5 separate regions of the Homo sapiens genome follow, and all the other regions are linked to region 3. Evidence: chromatin contacts called from ENCODE Hi-C or POLR2A ChIA-PET data. All regions are on one chromosome and are shown on one strand. Each heading gives the region's core, a stretch centred on a gene start or an enhancer-like site at or near the end of the contact. The rest is flanking DNA. Distances are from core to core; before and after follow the strand shown.

Evidence for each region. Hi-C counts contacts between places; a loop is a spot of excess contacts on that map. ChIA-PET counts read pairs that join two places held with the same protein, here RNA polymerase II (POLR2A). Pooled maps may share reads with other maps.
Region 1: a loop to region 3 is called in a map with no recorded cell type, with 5 times the contacts of the local background. The contact joins two enhancer-like sites. A Hi-C loop is called at or near these places in 2 of 37 single-sample maps with no recorded cell type and 3 of 50 pooled maps. POLR2A ChIA-PET finds 5 or more read pairs at or near these places in 1 of 52 experiments (OCI-LY7).
Region 2: a map with no recorded cell type shows a loop between it and region 3 (10-fold over the local background). The contact joins two enhancer-like sites. A Hi-C loop is called at or near these places in 3 of 37 single-sample maps with no recorded cell type and 7 of 50 pooled maps. POLR2A ChIA-PET finds 5 or more read pairs at or near these places in 2 of 52 experiments (Caco-2 and activated T-cell).
Region 4: a loop to region 3 is called in a map with no recorded cell type, with 8 times the contacts of the local background. The contact joins two enhancer-like sites. A Hi-C loop is called at or near these places in 2 of 37 single-sample maps with no recorded cell type and 9 of 50 pooled maps. POLR2A ChIA-PET finds 5 or more read pairs at or near these places in 2 of 52 experiments (activated CD4-positive, alpha-beta T cell and activated T-cell).
Region 5: a pooled map shows a loop between it and region 3 (3-fold over the local background). The contact joins two enhancer-like sites. A Hi-C loop is called at or near these places in 1 of 50 pooled maps. POLR2A ChIA-PET finds 5 or more read pairs at or near these places in 3 of 52 experiments (WTC11, activated CD8-positive, alpha-beta T cell and activated CD8-positive, alpha-beta memory T cell).

Annotation. Positions count from the first base shown.
Region 1 is chr4:40,654,712-40,658,529 of GRCh38, reverse strand. No RefSeq gene overlaps it. Among named protein-coding and RNA genes, the nearest start is that of RBM47, 27 kb to the right of the region's middle. Within about 2 kb of position 1,974, at least 3 of the 41 ENCODE cell types and tissues checked have a DNase peak (open chromatin) inside an H3K27ac peak, as active enhancers do.
Region 2 is chr4:40,721,000-40,724,865 of GRCh38, reverse strand. No RefSeq gene overlaps it. Among named protein-coding and RNA genes, the nearest start is that of NSUN7, 27 kb to the left of the region's middle. Within about 2 kb of position 2,090, at least 12 of the 41 ENCODE cell types and tissues checked have a DNase peak (open chromatin) inside an H3K27ac peak, as active enhancers do.
Region 3 is chr4:40,225,837-40,229,496 of GRCh38, reverse strand. All of the region lies in intron 1 of RHOH (ras homolog family member H), which reads right to left. Among named protein-coding and RNA genes, the nearest start is that of RHOH, 31 kb to the right of the region's middle. RefSeq lists an enhancer at 1,919-1,968. Within about 2 kb of position 2,061, at least 5 of the 41 ENCODE cell types and tissues checked have a DNase peak (open chromatin) inside an H3K27ac peak, as active enhancers do.
Region 4 is chr4:40,670,598-40,674,599 of GRCh38, reverse strand. No RefSeq gene overlaps it. Among named protein-coding and RNA genes, the nearest start is that of RBM47, 43 kb to the right of the region's middle. RefSeq lists an enhancer at 1,119-2,318. Within about 2 kb of position 1,544, at least 13 of the 41 ENCODE cell types and tissues checked have a DNase peak (open chromatin) inside an H3K27ac peak, as active enhancers do.
Region 5 is chr4:39,945,077-39,949,149 of GRCh38, reverse strand. The region is part of intron 2 of PDS5A (PDS5 cohesin associated factor A); the gene reads left to right. Among named protein-coding and RNA genes, the nearest start is that of PDS5A, 31 kb to the left of the region's middle. Within about 2 kb of position 2,754, at least 6 of the 41 ENCODE cell types and tissues checked have a DNase peak (open chromatin) inside an H3K27ac peak, as active enhancers do.

The DNA.
Region 1 (3,818 bases), core at 725-3,224, 430 kb before region 3:
GAAGACTATGGCTTCATCATTTTTCACTGTATCCTGCACAGAGCCTTGTATACAGTAGGTGCACAACAAATGTTTGATAAATTGAGACGTTTAGACTCCAGACCCAAATATGCTGCTTAAAGTCTTGGAAAACTCTGCCCCAGCATTCTCTGTCATTGGCAATATGGCTTTTAGAACTATTTTTTGATAATAAAATATAATAAAATATATCATTTTAATGATTGCTATATATTTTTTTTTTTATTTTATCTTTTGTAGAAATGAGGTGTCACTATATTGCCCAGGCTGGTATCAAACTCCTGGCCACAAACAATCCTCCTGCCTCAGCCTCCCAAATTGCTGGGGTTACAGGGCATGAACCACCGCACCTGGCCTAGTGATTTTTTTTTTTTTTTGAAATGGAGTCTCTCTCTATTGCCCACGCTGGAGTGCAATGGTGCGATCTCGGCTCACTGCAACCTCCACTTCCTGGGTTCAAGCGATTCTTTTGCCTCGCCCTCCTGAGTAGCTGGGATTATAGGTGCCCGCTACCATGCCTGGCCAATTTTTTATATTTTTAATAGAGATGGGGTTTCACCATGTTGGCCAGGTTGGTCTCGAACTCCTGACCTCTGGTGATCTGCCCGCCTCAGCCTCCCAAAGTGCTGGGATTACAGGCGTGAGCCACTGCATCTGGATAGAAATATTATTTTCTATGTCCACAATTTAAGCACTCTATACATAACAACTCATGAATCTTTACAGATATTCTCCCATATAGCTTGGTGCATACGAATGTGATATTGAAGTCTGTATGTGTCAAAGTAAAAATTATTGTGGGAAGCCTGAGCACGGTGGCTCATGCCTCTAATCCCAACACTTTGGGAGGCCAAGGTGGGTGGATTACTCGAGGCCTGGAGTTCAAGACCAGCCTGGCCAACATGGTGAAACCCAGTCTCTACTAAAAATACAAAAATTACCAGCCTGGCCAACATGGCGAAACCCCATCTCTACTAAAAACGCAAAAATTATCACCCTGGCCAACATGGTGAAACCCCATCTCTACTAAAAATACAAAAATTACCAGCCTGACCAACATTGTGAAACCCCGTCTCTACTAAAAATACAAAAATTAGCCAGACATGGTGGCAGGCGCCTGTAATCCCAGTTACTCGGGAGGCTGAAACAGGAGAATTGCTTGAACCCTGGGAGGTGGAGGCTGCAGTAAGCCGAGATTGCACTAGTGTACTCCAGTCTGGGTGACAGAGTGAGACTCTGCCTAAAAAAAAAAAAAGATTGTGGGAGCACTAAAGGTGGAAGGATGGGGAAGGCAGCAGCACTGTGAAGAGAAAACTGTTATGGAAAGCGGGAGATTCATGTTTTGCTTGAGCCACTGATGAGTTCTCTGGCCTTCAGAGTAGTTCTCTGAGACTTTGTTTTCCTCACCTGTGAAATGGAAGCATTTGGCCAGATAAGTTCTAAAGTCCCTAACATGTTTGAAAAGTGCTAGGACTTTTTTTTTTTTTTTTTTTTAAGACAGGGTCTCGCTCTGTCACCCAGGCTGGAGTGCAGTGGCACAATCACAGCTCACTGAAGCCTCGAACTTCCTGTGCTCAGATGATTCTCCCACCTGAGCCTCCGGAGTAGCTGGGAAAATAGGCACACGCTATCATGCCCGGCTAATTTTCAATGTTTTCGTAGAGATGGGGTTTCACCATGTTGCCGGAGCCATTCTTGACTGAACTCCTGAGCTCAAGCGACCCACCAGCCTCGGCCTCCCAAAATGCTGGCATTACAGGCGTGAGCCACCATGCCCAGCCTGAAAAGTGCCATGACTTTTTAAGGGAATTTAAGAGATTAACGTAATTAGCAGGGCAGGAGGAGGGCTCCCCAGATGAGTATTGATACCTCAGTGGGACCAAGACTCCCACACTGACTGTGCCACCTGTTTGAGTGGTCTGATTACCCACATCCTCTTTTGAAGGAGCTATGCCCCATCCCTTTGCACGGAGACTCAGTTTCAAGTTAACGTGATCCAGTTCTAAAAGGCCAAAGAGATTCTTTGCTGGCCTTGATACTCATAGGAACATTTTGCCACCTATTTTATTCTGATCACAACCCAGAATTCCTGCACTGATAGATTACTGAGTCTTTTGATTTATTTTTTTGCAGAAGTAAAATCTGGCAGCTAGTAATCTGGTTATTTTCTGATCCTTGTGGCCAGATGGCACTTTCGATGTTAAAACTGTTCAGAGAAAGAGGTTTCACAATGTTCTATACCTTCTCTGCACTGTTTCTCACATATCCACATTTTTGATGATGCAAACTTTTTTCTGAGCCCAGAAACTTAGACATTCAATGATGAAAACTGATGCCGGAAGCTCCCAATGTCTGGTTAGCCAGGGATCATCCTCCAAACCCTGTTTGATTAGACATTCGATACAATGATTTATAGTTCCTGTTTAGATATTCACTTTGATGATGAGCATTTAAAACTTTTTCCATTACAGTTGTTATTACTGCATGATAACCATTATTGTTGCATTAATAATGAATATCGTATAGAACACTTGCATATTGTCATTTGCAGAGTATCCTTTTATATTTGCCTTTTTTGGGCCGAGCACACTGACTCATGTCTGTAATCCCTGCACTTTGTGATGCCAAAGTGTGAGGATCTCTTGAGGCCAGGAGTTAGAGGCCAGCCTGGGCAACAGTGAGAACCCATCTTTATCTATAAAAAAAATTACCGGCCAGGCCCAAATAAAGCAAATTTAAAAAGATACTCTGCGAATGACAATATACAAGTGTTCTATACAATATTCATTATTAATGCAACAATAATGGTTATCATGCAGTGGCTCAGGCCTGTAATCCCAGCACATTGGAGGCTGAGGCGGGCAGATAGAGGTCTGGAGCTCAAGACCAGCCTGGATGATATGGCAAAACCCTGTCTCTACCAAAAATACAAAAAATTAGCTGGGTGTGGTGGCACGCACCTATGGTCCCAGTTACTTGGGAGGGTAAGATAGGAGAATCCCTTGAACCCAGGGAGCAGAGGTTGCAGTGAGCTGAGATCGCACCACTGCACTCCAGCCTGGGCGACAGACAGACGGGGAGACCTTGTCTCAAAAAAAAAAAAAAAAAATTCTACCCAAGCCTTTCCACTGTTTTTTTTTTTTTTTTTTTTTTTTTTGAGATGGAGTTTTGCTCTTGTTGTCCAGGTTGGAGTGCAATGGCGTGATCTTGGCTCACTGCAACCTCTGCCTCCCGGGTTCAAGCAATTCTCCTGCCTCAGCCTCCCGAGTAGCTGGGATTACAGACATGTGCCACCATGTCTGGCTAATTTTATATTTTTAGTAGAGATGGGGCTTCTTCCTGTTGGTCAGGCTGGTCTTGAACTCCTGACCTCAAGTGATCCGCCTGCCTCAGCCTCCCAAAGTGCTAGGATTACAAGGGTGAGCTACCGTGTCCAGCCTCCACTGTTCTTTTGGGTGCCCTTGCCACCCAAAATAACTCTTTTAGTGCAATACAAGTACCTAGTTTTCAGCCAGGCGCAGTGGCTCACGCCTGTAATCCCAGCACTTTGGGAGGCTGAGGCAGGTGGATCACGAGGTCAGGAGATCGAGACCATCCTGGCTAACATGGTGAAACTCTGTCTCTACTAAAAATACGAAAAAATTAGCAGGGCGTCATGGCAGGTGCCTGTAGTAGTCCCAGCTACTCGGGAAGCTGAGGCAGGAGAATGGCGTGAAGTAAAATCTCCAGGGGAGGCAGAGCTTGCAGTGAGCCGAGATCGCGCCACTGCACTCCAGCCTGGGCAACAGAGCAAGACTCCA
Region 2 (3,866 bases), core at 841-3,340, 500 kb before region 3:
TACAATTCATAAAGCAGCCTTGGAGATGGAAGATGTATCTTTACCTTAAAATAATGTCAATTTTTTTTTACTATTACTTTTCATTACATATTTCTGAAAACAAAAACTAAAAATGTAAAAAAGTCTTAACTAAAAGATAGATTTTGAATAGAGGCAATTAAAATATTTTATGTAAGACAGGTTTTATTTATTTATTCTTTTATTATTTTTTTTTTTTGAGAAGGAGTTTCGCCCTTGTCACCCAGGCTGGAGGGCAATGTTGTTATCTCGGCCCACTGCAGCCTCCGCCTCCTGGGTTCAAGTGATCCTCCTGCCTCAGCCTCCCGAGTAGCAGGGATTAGAGGTGCCCACCACCACGCCCACCTAATTTTTGTATTTTTAGTAGAGAAGAGGTTTCACCATGTGGGCCAGGCTGGTCTCAAACTCCTGACCTCAGATGATCCACCCACTTCAGCCTCCCAAAGTGCTGGAATTAGAAGCGTGAGCCACCACACCTGGCCTATTTATTCATTTATTTAAAAAAAATTTTTTTTTTAAGTAAGACAGGTTTTAAAATGTTGACTTGCCCCTGGCACAGTGGCTGACATCTGTAATCCCAGCACTTTGGGAGGCCGAGGCGGGAGGATCACTTGAGCTCAGGAGTTCAAGACCAGCCTGGGTGATATGGTGAAACCCCATTTCTACAAATACAGAAAAATTAGCTGGGTCCGGTGGTGCGTGCCTGTGGTCCCAGCTATTCAGGAGGCTGAAGTGGAAGGCTGGCTTGAGTCCTGGAACTGGAGATCGCAGTGAGCCAAGATTGTGCCACTGCACTCCAGACTGAGTGACAGAGTGAGACCCTGTCTCAAAAGTTGACTTGCCATAATCCAAGTTCCTTGAAATCAGAGTGGAAGAAACTCATATTTAGAGAATAGGGAAGAGTGTAGGCTGGAAGGCAGGGACTTGAGGAACTGGTCATGGCAGTCATGGAAGGTTCCTCAGAGCATACTGAGAGGTTTTGCTTCCTGCCACAGAAACTGACATTCCTGTAAGTGGAAATTCTATGAATTGACCAGAACCATAAATGAGAAGCTGAATAAGGCAAAGTTTTATATGACTGTCAAGCAATTAAAACTACAGGTCAGGCTGGGTTCGGCGGCTCATGCCTGTAATCCCAGCACTTTGGGAGGCCGAGGCAGGTGGATCATCTGAGGTTAGGAGTTCGAGACCAGCCTGACCAACATGGAAAAACCCTGTCTCTACTAAAAATACAAAATCAGCCGAGCGTGGTGGCATGTGCCTGTAATTCCAGCTACTCTGGAGGCTGAGGCAGGAGAATCATTTGAACCCAGGAGGCAGAGTTTGCGGTGAGCCGAGATCACACCATTGCACTCTGGGCAACAAGAGCGAAACACAATCTCAAAAAAGAAAAAAAACAAAACCAAAAAAAACCCCTGCAGGTCATCTGGCTTGGGCCCTTGAATGAGTAGGCATCCTTTCAAAGTTAAGGAAATAAGGCACAAAAAAGTTTAATAATTGGCACTTAATTACTAACTCAATATTCTTATTTTAAAAGTTAATAGTAGGTCTAGGCTCAGTATTTCCCACTGGCAACTTGCTGAGGGAGGTTGAATTCCATAGAGACAGTAAATTGGTGATTGATTGCCAGGGGCTGCAGGGGGTAGAATGAGGATGGAGTTATTGATTTAAATCAATGGGGATACAGGGGTGAAGAGAATAGACAAGGTCCCAGTCCTTATGGAGGTTAGTGTTTATCAGGGAGACAGACAAGTTAAACAAACATTGCAGGAGGTGGAGGGGGCTGGGTCAGCGGCACTTATGCAGGAAGTAATTTCTAAGAAGCAGTAAGTAATGTCTAAGAAGCAGTAAGTTACGGTAAGAGAGATTATGAATATAATTTACTTCCTGTCTCTATTCACCAGGAAGTAAATTATGGTGTTCTTGGCAAAGTAAACAGTATAGTTAAAGGCCCACAGATGAAACAGCACATGGTATGCTTAGGGAACTGAAAAAAGTTTAGATCAGTGGAAATGCGGTGGGGAGCAGGAAGAGGCAGATGAGGGTCAGACCACTCATGTGACAAAACAAAGGGGAACCATCAGAAGCTGTTGAAGAGGCAAATGACATGATCACATTTGCGTTTTTGAGACATCACTGCAGAATGTAGGATGGATTGGGGTGAGGCAAGGCTGGAAGTGGAAAGACCGGTTAGGAGACCAGGAAGGATAACCTTGGTGAGAGGTAGTGTGCCTGAACCAGGGTGGTAACCCTGAGGATGATGAGAGGTAGACAGGAGTAAGAGATGTGAAGTTGAATCAGCAGGACTTAGTGATTAATTGGAATGAGGTATCAGAGAAAAGGAATCAAGGTTCTGGCATGGGCAACTTGGGGCCCTTCACTGTTCCAGGAGCACAGAAAGGGAGGCGATTTGGGGAGCTTTCAGTTTAGAAATGTTACGATCATGATACTTCCAAAGATATTCAAACAAATATGCCTACTAGATGCAAAGACTTGGCCTGGAACCATCACTAGTCATCCACCTGGGGATGGTAATTGTAGCCATGGGAGGAGATCAGATCCAGGGAAAGTAGAATGAAAAGAGAAGGGATCTCTTATCTTTTGGTAGAACCATGGGGAAACACTAACAAGTCAGAGAAAGACAGAAGGGAGGAGCCAGAAAAGGAAACAGAGGTGAGGCCAAGAGGAATGAGGAGAATCGTAGGATCATCGAGTCACAGAGGCCAAGGAAAGAAGTGGTCAAATGTGTCAGCTGCTAAAGAGAGGTCAGTAGAGCAAGGACTGAAATTTGCTATTGAATTTAGTAACAAGGAAGTTGTTAGTAACTTAGGAGATTTCAGTGGAAACCCAGATTTCAGTAAGCAGATGAGTAAGTCAGGCAGTGGAAACCATTCTTTTATGAAGTAGATCTGTGACATAACCAGAGGGAAATGTGGAGTCAAATAGAGTTGGTTCTTAAAACAAACAAATAGAAAAGGTGGGACAGGGTTAACTAAGTTTAAATGAGAAAAAGAAGTCAGTCAGTAAAAAAGGGGGAGGTTCAGGGCCAGGCATGGTGAGTCACACCTGTAATCCCAGCACTTCAGGAGGCCGAGGCGAGCGGATCACTTGAGGTCAGGAGTTCGAGACCAGCTTGGCCAACATGGTGAAAACCCGTCTCTACTAAAAATACAAAAATTAGCCGGGCATGGTGGCAGGCACCTGTAATCCCAGCTACTTGGGAGGCTGAGACACGAGAATCACTTGAACCTGGAAGGCGAACTTTGCAGTGAGCTGAGATTGTGCCACTGCACTCCGGCCTGGGCGACAGAGCCAGGCTCTGTAAAAAAAAAAAAAAAAAAAAAAAAAGAGGTTAGGGGGAAGTAGAAGATACAAGAAAAAAGGATTTTAATTGATAGAACAAGATACCATAGAAGGCAGATCATTTGCTTTAGATAGGAGGAGAATAGGAGAGACCTCTCTCCTATTGTAACAGATGTGGGAAGGAGGATAGGATGCCTTGGATCCATTTAAGTTTCTGAGTTGTATGCAGTGGGTGCTGGAACCAGCTCCTACAAGCTCACAGGAGCCAATTGTTAAATTTTCAGCAATTTTGCTAATTGGTTAACCTCACATTAACAGCTGGAATTCAGCCACAGTGGGGATATTTACATCATGGAAATTAGTAAATACTATACATCAGTACTTCCCCATACCCTGACATCTGGAGAGCCAGTTATCAGGCATTTACTCATACCACTGGTTAGGGTGAGAAGGTGAAGGAGTTCCTTAATAGCATTATCTTCTCTGTTGGGGAGGAAGGCAGGCGTCAGATTTTGAGGAAAGTGAAAACGTTGAATTCTGTGAAG
Region 3 (3,660 bases), core at 812-3,311:
ATGCCAGCTAATTTTGTACTTTTAGTAGAGACGGGGTTTCTCCATGTTGGTCAGGCTGGTCTCAAACTCCCGACCTCAGGTGATCCACCCTCCTCAGCCTTCCAAAGTGTTGGGATTACAGGTGTGAGCCACCGCGCCAGGTCCCAAGCTGTAGTTTTATTCTTACTCTCTGGTTATAGAGAAAATGCAGAAAAGCATCACCAAAAGAGAAAAGTATACTTTACGCTATAGTGACTTTTTCAAGTATTTGAAGGCATGTTCATGGAAGTGGCAAAAGGATGACAGCACAGAGGCTTAGAGCCTGCCTCCTGGTGGAGGGATATGGAAGAGGAAAGCCACAGTCCTGGGTAAGGATTCCCAGACAAGTCAGGGAAGAAAATCTTGCGCTTCAATACAGACTCTACCTGCAACTCAGTAAGACATCACTATCTATTCCTGGGAAGTAAGGGCCATCTCTAGAACATAAGCCAAAGGAGGCCAAAGGAGGCCCCTGAGATGACCCAAACTCAACTTTCTAACTGGTATCGTTACCTTCACTAACTTCCCTCGGCCCTCCCTGGGTAGAATTCTGCAGAATTAGCTCTTTGCAAAAGAACAAACGTCATAATGAAAATACCTTAAAAAGAAAAGAAACTCAAGAGTGAAAATGCATTACCCACACGAAACCAGATGAGAAGTCAAAGTAACTCTGAGAGTGAGGAAGACCCTCTGCCCTGGGGGTTCTTGTTGTCTGAAAAGGTGAGGGGGCTTTGGAGGTTTCTATCTTAGTATTTTGTGTTTTCCCCTTAGACGTAAACGTAGCCTTTGTCTGTGAAAATATGAAATCTGCCTGATGTCTGGATAGACCTCCACCAAGTTCAAGATACTTCCCAGCTGTAAAGCACCATCTCTGACTAAGAAAACCATCACATCTCAAGGTTCCCCCCATCCCCAACCCCAGAACCACCAACCACCACCACCATCCAACACACATATTTAAGCCATTGGTGGTGGACAGCATTTCCTGCTTTTACTTGCTGGTCCAAACAGATTGAAGATGACCTCCCTATTGTAACTTCTCTCCTCATTTTTTCCAGACCATTTCTATATATCCTATTTTCTGATTATAAAAGTAGTACATACACATTATAGAACATTTCGAAAACACTGATCCAAAGAAGATAAAAATCAGTTACCACCTAGAACCAAAAGCTGTAAAATATTAGCATACATTTTTCTGGGGTTTTTTATTCAGTGCATCATTTTTTTCCAAAACTAAGAATACCATACTTTATATGCAGTTTGGCATCTTGTTTTTCTTAATTTAACATTTAGGTCTTAATTTAACATTCTATGTCAAGATTCTTGACATAGAAAATGGCTGCATAAAATTTCATTATGTAAATATAGCATCATTTATTTAACCAATTGCCTACTGTTGGATAGTTTAATAATTCCTTATTTTCACTATAGCAACATTGAGTGAATATTTTTAATATAAATATATGATTATTTCTTTAGGATAAATAGATATGAGAGCAACTGCTGGAACAGAAGAGATAAAAAATTGAACCAATTTATATTCCATGTATGGGCCTATCACTGCATCTCTCTATCAACTCTCACTGGGTATAATATTTGCAAGTTTGACTTGTTTTCATTTGCATTTCATTTACAACTGGTGAAGATTAAAATTTTCTCATCTGTTTCTTGACAACATATATTTTTTCTTTTGTAAGTCATCAGTTTTACCTACTTTTCCAGCAAGACGGTCATTGTTTCTTAATGACTTTTAAAATCCTTTTAGAGATTAAGGATATTAATCTTTTATGATTAAATGTGTTGCAAATATATATATATATATAGTGCCCAGGTATTCTGGGAATTCCCCAGATTCCTGGTACTCCCCCTTCACTGAGCAAACCCTAAACAGAATGTAAAGTAGCATGTTCCCTGCTGCGGAAAAAAAACTCAGCATGATGAGATGCCTGAAAGGTCATCTAATTCAACATACTCATTTCTCCCATGAGGAAACCAAGGACTTGAGAGAAGTGGTTAAGCTGCTGGGGGCCCACACGAGGCCCAGAAACTGAACCAGCTGAGTCAGCACACTTTCCATCTACACAGGATTTTTTCAGATACACATTATGCCTACATTGTATAGCCCATACTTAATTTCCTTAATATTTTAAGCACAATGCTCATATAGCTAGATAGACATGCCAAATTATTCACACAGTAGCAACCTTTATTTCTTTGCCTTTTTCCCACAGAAAGATTTTATTGTGTACTGATGGCTTTTTACTCAAAAGGTAGCTGTCAATGTTTTTTGTTTGTTTTTGTTTTTGTTTTTTGTTTGCTTGTTTTCAGAGTCTCACTGTCACCCAGGCTGGAGTGCAGTGGCGAGATCGGCTCACTGCAACCTCCACCTCTCAGGTTCAAGTGATTCTCGTGTCTCAGCCTCCCGAGTAGCTGGAATTACAGGCATGCACCACCACACCCGGATAATTTTTGTATTTTTAGTAGAAACGGGATTTCGCCATGTTGGCCAGGCTGGTCTCGAACTCCTGACCTCAAGTGATCCACCTGCCTTGGCCTCCCAAAGTGCTGAGATTACAGGCGTGAGCCACCACACCCAGCCACAGCTCCCAGTTTTAATATAAAAATACTTTTTAAACACCTGTTCCCTTTCTCATCCACTTCCTTCGAGATGGATCATCTCTTTTTAGGAGAAATCATTAAGCTTTCCAGCATTCTCTAGAAGTAGGATAACCCCTTAACTTGCAGATTGCTTAAGCTATAAAAGAAGTCAAGGCATTTAATAATTTGTTCTGGATATGCAGCCCAGAGCACTGGAAGGAGTGAGGTGATTTAGTTTTAGTTTCAGTGTGTAAGGCTGCCGATATGCAATTGTTTGCAAAGGGCCCATGTTGTGGAGTTGACAGTCACGGTTAGATATTTTTTTCTTTTTCTTTTTTTTTTTTTTTTTTTGAGATGGAGTTTCACTCTTGTTACCCAGGCTGGAGTGCAATGGCGTGATCTCGGCTCACCACAAACTCCACCTCCTGGGTTCATGCGATTCTCCTGCCTCAGCCTCCCAAGTAGCTGGAATAACAGGCATGCGCCACCACACCCAGCTAATTTTGTATTTTTAGTAGAGATGGGGTTTCTCCATGTTGGTCAGGCTAGTCTTGAACTCCCGACCTCAGGTGATCCGCCCGCCTCAGCCTCCCAAAGTGCTGGGACTACAGGCATGAGCCACCGCACCCAGACAGTCACGGTTAGATTTTCATCTCCCTTGCTGAGCAGCAGTATAACCTTGGGCAAGTCACATAACTACAACTGCAAAATGTGAATTAATCATGCATCGTTTGCAGGATTTTTTTTTTAAGGCAACTGAAAAGAATCTATCTCCCATGCCTAGATGAATGCCTGGCCCTTAGCAGATAAGGATAACAATAAACACATTTGCCAGACGCTGTTTGAAGTGCTTTATAAAAATTACCTCCTTTAATCATTACAACAAGACTGCATGTGGTCAATATCATTTTTGTCTCATTTTTACAGCTGGGGGAACTAGGGCACAGAGAAGTAAAGTACCTTGTCCAAGATGACAAGCTAATGAGAAGAGATGCTGGGGTTCAGACTCTGGCAGTCCAGCCTCTGAGCCCATTCATAGGT
Region 4 (4,002 bases), core at 295-2,794, 450 kb before region 3:
GAACTTCCAAATCAACTCATTAATAAATGCTCCAATAAAAACAGTGTACTTGTTATGCGTGAAATGCTGTTTTAATATTCATACATATAAGAAAGGTAATGATAGGTGTTTACCATAGACTGTTTGGAGTCTGATCTTTTTTTTTTTTTTGAGACGGAGTCTCGCTCTGTCACCCAGCCTGGAGTGCAGTGGCGTGATCTCCGCTCACTGCAACTTCCGCCTTCCCAGTTCAAGCTATTCTCTTGCCTCAACCTCCTGAGTAACTGGGATTACAGGCACACGCCACCACGCCTGGCTAATTTTGTATTTTTAGTAGAGACAGGGTTTCTCCATGTTGGTCAGGCTGGTCTTGAACTCCCGACCTCAGGTGATCCGCCTGCCTCGGCCTCCCAAAGTGTTGGGATTATAGGCATGAGCCACAGCCCTGGCACCGGAGTCTGGTCTTATACTTGATTCACTGAGTAGCTCAGTTACTTAGTTGCTCCCTGCATCAAAGAGGCTCTTATAGTAATAGCAGCTATTAGCAGCTGGCAACTATTTTACACACATACATCATCTCTAATTTTCAAAAGAGTTCTGCAAGGAAGGCATTTGTTGTAGGCAGAATGTCTAAAATGGACCCTAAAGATGTCCTTTATCTCTGGAACCTGTGAATATGATGAGATTTCACTCTGATGATTATATTATGTTGTATGGCACAGTTGACCTTAAGAAAGAGTGATTATCTGGGTGAACATGAGCTGCTAAAGCAGAAAGCGGCAGGCATGGTGGCCCATGCCTGTAATCCCAGCACTTTGGGAGGTCAAGGCAAGAGGATCACTTGAGCCCAGGAGTTTAAAATCAGCCTGGGCAACATAGCGAGATCCCCACTCTACAAAATAAATAAGTAGATAAAAAAAAGAATAAAAGCAGAGAGCTTTCTCTGGCTGAGAGCAGAAGTCAGATGTTTTCCAAGTGTCAGAAGGGTTAGGTGTGTAGTTGCTGCTTTGGAATAGAGGGTCACTGTGGAGGAAGGGGGCAGGCTTAAGGAGCTGAGAAATGGCCTCTGCTGACAGCCAGTGAGGAAACAAGGCCTCGGTCCCACAACTGCAGGAACCTACATTCTGCTGACAACAGGGATGAGCTTGGAGGAAGACCCTGAGCTCTAGGTGAGGACACGGACAACCAACATCTTGATTTCAGCGTTTCAAGGCTCTTAGCAGAAAACCTGGTTACGCCATCTGGGGCCTCTGGCCTACAGCACTGTGAAATGATGAGTGGGAGTAGCTCTTACCCTCTAGATCTGTGCTAATTTATTACACAGCAGTAGAAAACTAATAAAGCATTCATACCCTCCTCCTGCAGAGGAGGAAACTGAGGTTCAAGGAAGTTTAGTAAATGTGGTGAAAACTATCTTGAGAATGTGGTTAGGGCAGGATTTGATGCAGGCAGACAGACCTACCCACGTCACCATTCAGTAATGTGTTAACCAACCAAGATCCACAGGATGCAAAAGGAATAAAGCTCTTGATAGAGGGAAGGATGACTCAGCTTTCTACTCAGTTTTAGAATGACTCGGATTCTTATTTACTATTGGCTGAACAATGGCTTGGGTTTCTGCAAGGATCTTGATCTGTGGGAGTGGCTCCCACGTATCTGCTCTGTTGAGATGTATTAGCTTGTCTCCTTTTTTCGCTACAAGCATTAGATGACTGATTTCCAAACGAGTGAAGCTGAATGGATTTAGCCAGATTAACATTCTAACAGCAAGAAACAGGGGAAGAAAAGGCAAATCCTGGGGCGCTTTGTTAACACACGGAATCACTCACACAAACATACTCAGGAAAAGCCTTCTCTCCGAGGCCTAGCTTTGTAGATATTCAGCTTCCTGAAGACACGCCAGTTTTAAAAGGAGGAGTTCCAAAGAGCACTTACCATCAGGACCTGGCCCCAGCTCTTCATGTGACCTTTCCTTCCTCTTTCCGGCTCACTCCACTCCAGCCGCAGGACCTCTGGACCCTCCCTTGAGTTATGCTAAACTCCTGCCTGCCTTGGGCCACTGTGCCTCTGTTCTCTTTGGCGTGGAATATTCTTTCTCTAGTTCATGTCGTTAATTCACTCAGATCTCTGCTCAAGTGGCATCTGACTGGAGTGTCTTTCCCTGACCAACTTATTTAAAGCAGCGCTGTTCCCTGCCCGTCACTGTCTCCTTATCCTGCTTTATTCTTTTTTTTTTTTTTTTTTTGAAGAGGGGGTCTTGCCCTGTCTCCCGGGCTGGGGTGCAGTGGCACGATCTCGGCTCACTGCAACCTTCACCTCCCAGGTTCGAGCGATTCTCGCGTCTCAGCCTCCCAAGTTGCTGGGACTACAGGTACGTGCCACCATGCCTGGCTAATTTTTGTATTTTTAGTAGAGATAGGGTTTCACCATGTTGGCCAGGCTGGTCTCGAACTCGTGACCTCAGGTGATTCACCCACCTTGGCCTCCCAAAGTGCTGAGATTACAGGCGTGAGCCACCGCGCCGGCCCCTGCTTTATTCTTCTTCATAGCACTTTGGCTACCTGATATGCCTCAGATGTACAAATATGTTTATTTGTTTGTCATTGCCTTTCTCCCGCATGAGGTTTTGTTTTATTCATTGCTGTATTCCCAGTATCCACAATAATTTACAGCACATAGTAGGGAATCAAATATTTGTTGAATGAATTAATGAATCAAGAACAAAAGCACTGCATCTGTTAAATGATTTGGCATTCCTGAGCTATTTCTGCACCTAATCTCTCTCTCTCTCTCAGGGGTATTTGCTAATGGGTCTAATATGGGAAAGATACTTAATTCCATGGTTGTACAAAATCTAGAATACAGAAGATTAAAACCTGGAGACAAGGCCGGGTGCAGTGGCTCAAGCCTGTAATCCCAGCACTTTGGGAGACTGAGGTGGGCAGATCATCTGAGGTCGGGAGTTCAAGATCAGCCTGACCAACATGGAGAAACTCCATCTCTACTAAAAATACAAAATTAGCCAGGCATTGTGGCACACGCCTGTAATCTCAGCTACTTGTGAGGCTGAGGCAGGAAAATCGCTTGAACCTGAGAGGCGGAGGTTGGAGTGAGCCAAGACTGCACCATTGTACTCCAGCCTGGGCCACAAGAGCGAAACTCCGTCTCAAAAAAAACCAAAAAAACAAAAACCTGGAGACAGTGTGGTGTAAGAATGAAGTCCTTCAGGCCAGGCGCAGTAGCTCACGCCTGTAATCCCACCACTTTGGGAGCCGAGGTGGGTGGATTGCCTGAGGTCAGGAGTTCAAGACCAGCCTGGCTAGCATGGTGAAACCCCGTCTCTACTAAAAATACAAAAATTAGCCGGGTGTGGTGGCACACACCTGTAGTCTCAGCTACTCAGGAGGCAGGAGAATCACCTGAACCCAGGAGGCGGAGGTTGCAGTGAGCTGAAATGGCAACACTGCACTCCAGCCTGGTGGTGACAGAGTGAGATTCCGCCTCAAAAAAAAAAAAACAAAAAAAAAAACGAATGAAGTCCTTCCTTGCCTTTCAATAGGCGTGTGACCTAGGAAAAGTCATTTACTTCTTTTAGCACCAGATGTCTTATCTTTTAAATGCGGGTAATGATAGGGTGCTGTTTGGAAGGACTAGAGCAGATGGGATCTGGCGATTTCTTCTTACACTAAGATACTTTGAAATTAGAGCTCAGTTGGTAGGGAATTAGGAAATGTTGGTTTTAGCCCTATGTTAAATGTAAACTGAGTGTATAACATAGGGCTAGTCCTTTAACCTCTCTAGAACTCCAGATAAACCAGAATTTCTTTGAGGTCCCTTTGAGGTCAGCTCTCAATCACCTGCAGGCATTGGGAGGAACCAGGTTGACCAGATGTCCTGGTGTTTGTGAGACCTTAATCTCTGTCCCTCCAGGGCTTGAGTCCACCTGTTGTTTGGTAGAGGTGAGGCTTGTAAAGTAGGTATTTTCTGTAAGTATTTTCAGTAAGTATTTTCTGAGCACATGTT
Region 5 (4,073 bases), core at 1,505-4,004, 280 kb after region 3:
TTTTTTTTTTGGTGTTTTTTGTAGAGACAGGGTTTCACTATGTTGCCCAGTCTCAAAATCCTGTGCTCAGGTGATCTCTGGCCTTGGTCTCCCAAAGTACTGTGATTACAGGTGTGAGCCACCATGCCTGGCTTTCATTATACCTTTTATGGCCAGATAATACTGTAGTGTATAGGTGTACCAAATTTTGTTTATCCGTTTGTTAGTTGATAATAAATGGGGTTGGGCTGGGCTCAGTGGCTCACACCTCTAATTCCAGAACTTTGGGAGGCCAAGGTGGGCAGATAATCTGAGGTCAAGAATTCAAGACCAGCCTGGCCAACATGGTGAAATGCCATCTCAACTAAAAATAGAAAAATTATCCGGGCATGGTGGCACATGCCTTTAATCCCAGCTACTCAGGAGGCTGAGGCAGGAAAATTGCTTGAAGCCAGGAGGCAGAGGTTGCAGTGAGCTGAGATGGCACCACTGCACTCCAGCCTGGGCAGCAGAGTGAGACTCGGTCTTTAAAAAAAAAAAAAAAAAAAATCCAGGCGTGGTAGCTCACACGTGTAATCCCAGCACTTTGGGAGGCCGAGGCAGGTGGATCATGAGGTCAGCAGTTCAAGACCAGCCTGGCCAAGATGGTAAAACCCCATCTCTACTAAAAATACAAAAATTAGCAGGGCCTGGTGGTAGGCGCCTATAAACCCAGCTACTCGGGAGGCTGAGGCAGAGAATTGCTTGAACCCGGGAGGCGGAGGTTGCAGTAATGCAGTGAGCCGAGGTCGCACCATTGCACTCCAGCCTGGGTGACAGAGCAAGACTCCATCTCAAAAAAAAAAAAAAAAAAAAAAAGGTTTGATTCACCTTTTGGCTATTGTGAATAATGCTGCTATAAACATTCTTGTGCAAATTTCTCTTTTCTTTTTCTTTCTTTCTTTTTTTTTTTTTTTTTTTGAGACGGGATATCTTGCTGTGTTGCCTACCTCCTGAGCTTAAGGAATCCTGCTGCCTCAGTCTTTCAAGTAGCTGAGACTACTGGTACGTGCTACCATACCCAGCTAATTTTTAAATCTTTAGTAGAAATGGGGTCTTGCAGTTGTTGCCCAGGCTAGTCTTGCATTCCTTGTCTCAAGGCATCCTCCCTCCTTGTCTTTCCAAATTGCTAAGATCATGGGAGTGAGCCACCATTCCTGGCTTATGTGCAAATTTTTGTGTGGACATTGCCATTATTTGGATAAGGTTTGTCCTCACCAAAACTTATGTTGAAGTTTGGTTCTCATTGCAGCAGTGTTGGGAATTGGGGCCTACTGGGAGGTGTTCCATCATGGGGCCAGTCCCTCATGAATAGATAATGCCATCTTGTGAGAGTGAGTTCTCACTCTTCTGGGACTGGATTAGTTACCCAAAAAGTGGGTTCTTATAAACAAGCTTGGTCCAACTCACAGCCCGTGGGTCACATGTGACCCAGGATGGCTTTGAATGTGGCCCAACACACATTCATAAACTTTCTTAAAACATTATGAGACTATTGTGCAATTTTTTTTGTTTGTTTTAAGGTTATTAGCTATCATTAGTGTTAGTGTACTTTATGTGTGGTCCAAGACAATTCTTCTTCCAGTGTGGCCCAGGGAAGCCAAAGGATTGGACACTACTGTTAGAAAGCAGGTTTACTCCCTCATGTTTATTTCATGTTTCCTCTCTCTTTTTTTTCCCCCCTTTCAGACAGTCTCTCTCTCACCCAGACTGGAGTGCAGTGGCATGATCTTGGCTCACTGCAGCCTCCGCCTCCCGGTTCAAGTTATCTGCCTCAGTCTCCTGAGTAGCTGGGAGTACAGGCACATGCCACCATCCCAGGCTAATTTTTTGTATTTTTAGTAGAGATGGGGTTTCACAATGTTAGCTAGGCTGGTCTTGAGCTCTTGACCTCAAGTGGTCCGCCAGCATCACCCTCCCAAATTGCTGGGATTACAGGCGTGAACCACCATGCCTGGTCATGTTTGTTTAATTTCTTTGTCAGATTATTCATTCCAAGTGTATAGAAATAGGATTTTTAAAAAACATATTTTAATTAATTTTTTTTTCTCAATAGAGATAGGGTCTTCCTGTGTTGCCCAGGCTGATCTCGAACTCATGGGCCTGAAGTAATTCCCCTCACCTCATCCCCTCACAGTGCTGGTTTTACAGATGTGAGCCACCACTTCCAGCCTATAGTAGTCCTTTATGATCAGTTTTATTTATTTCTCTTTTTCCCAAGACACAAGTCTTGCTGCAACGCCCAGGCTGGAGTGCAGTGGTGCAATCTTGGCTCACTGCAATCCACACCTCCTGGGTTGAAGCGATTCTCCTGCCTCAGCCTCCCAAGTAGCTAGGATTACAGGTGCCCGCCACGCCTGACTGATTTTTTGTATTTTTAGTAGAGACAGGGTTTCACCATATTGCCCAGGCTGGTCTCGAACTCCTGACCTCAAGTGATCCGCTTGTCTTGGCCTCCCAAAGTTCTGGGATTACAGGCATGAGCCACCACGCCTGGCCAATGGGTTTTATTTCTGTAAGGTAATTAGTAACATGTCTATTTTCATTCTGAATGTAGTAATTTGGTCTTTTTTTCTTGGTCAGTCTAGCTGAAAAGTCGTCAGTTTTGTTGATGTTTTCAAAGAACCAGCTTTTTGTTTCCCTTTCTCTAGCTGCCATCATGTTCTTCTGGGTGGTAATATTTTTGGCAACTGATATAGGAAGGCGATGCCCACTTCTGCTTCTCTGCCACTGTCTGCTTTTTCCCACCACCCGTTTCTCATCGTGCCTGTAGGGGAATTTCCCTATACTTACTGTTGATTTTCCTCTAAACTCTCACTGCTCCTGCCATAATTAATTCCATCTGCCTTTTTCCCACATATGTACGCTTGTCTGCTTGAATCTCTTTTCCTTTCCTTTTTTTTTCTTTCTTTTTTTTTTTTTATTGAGATGAAGTCTCACTCCATCACCCAGGTTTGAGTGCAGTGATGTGATCTCAGCTCACTGTAACCTCTGCCTCCTGGGTTCAAGCGATTCTCCTGCCTCAACCTCCCAAGTATATGGGATTACAGACACCTGCCACCATGCCCAGCTAATTTTTGTGTTTTTAGTAGAGACGAGGTTTCGCCTTGTTGGCCAGGCTGGTCTCGAACTCCTGACCTCAAGTGATCCCCCCCTCCCTCCACGGCCTCCCAAAGTGCTAGGATTACAGGCGTGAGCCACTGCGCCTGTCCTGCTTTTTTTTCTTTCAACTCTTAATCCGTTTAACCTTAGAAAAACTGCTGTGTTTTATTTTATTTTTGAGCAAAAACACCTTACATAATGTTTGATCATTTTAAGCATAAGGCAAACGATTTACCTTTATGAAGGAAAAGGAAAGCCAGAGTACTTGACATTCAGTTAATGGATTAAGAGATCTATTAAGTTGCTAGATGCTCCCATCTAAATTTTCTACTGTAGTCTTCATCTAACTAAATTGTGACAAAGTAGGCTTTTTGAGTTTGCCTGGGAACATAATCACTTAGTAGTTATAACTAATACAGTACAGTTTTTATAGTATAATGTGTGTATTTCAGTAGTCATTTGGGGAAGCATTCCTCCTACTATACTATATGTAACATATAGGTAAGAGTACTAAGCAGTGAGTGACTAGCTACATTGCCTGCATTTAATTTTTTTTTTTTTTTTTTTTTTTGAGGCAGTCTCGCTCTGTCGCCCAGGCTGGAGTGCAATGGCGTGATCTCTGCTCACTGCAAGCTCCACTTCCCGGGTTCATGCCATTCTCCTGCCTCAGCCTCCCTAGTAGCTGGAACTATAGGCGCCTGCCACCACGCCTGGCTAATTTTTTGTATTTTTAGTAGAGACGGGGGTTTCACCATGTTAGCCAGGATGGTCTCGATCTCCTGACCTCATGATCCGCCCACCTTGGCCTTCCAAAGTGCTGGGATTACAGGTGTGAGCCACTGCACCCGGCCGCCTGCATTTAGATTTTTATGCCCTTGGACAACTTATTTGGCCTGTTTCCTCATCTGTTAAACGGGGGTATTAATAATAATGCTTCTCATAGATATCATTGT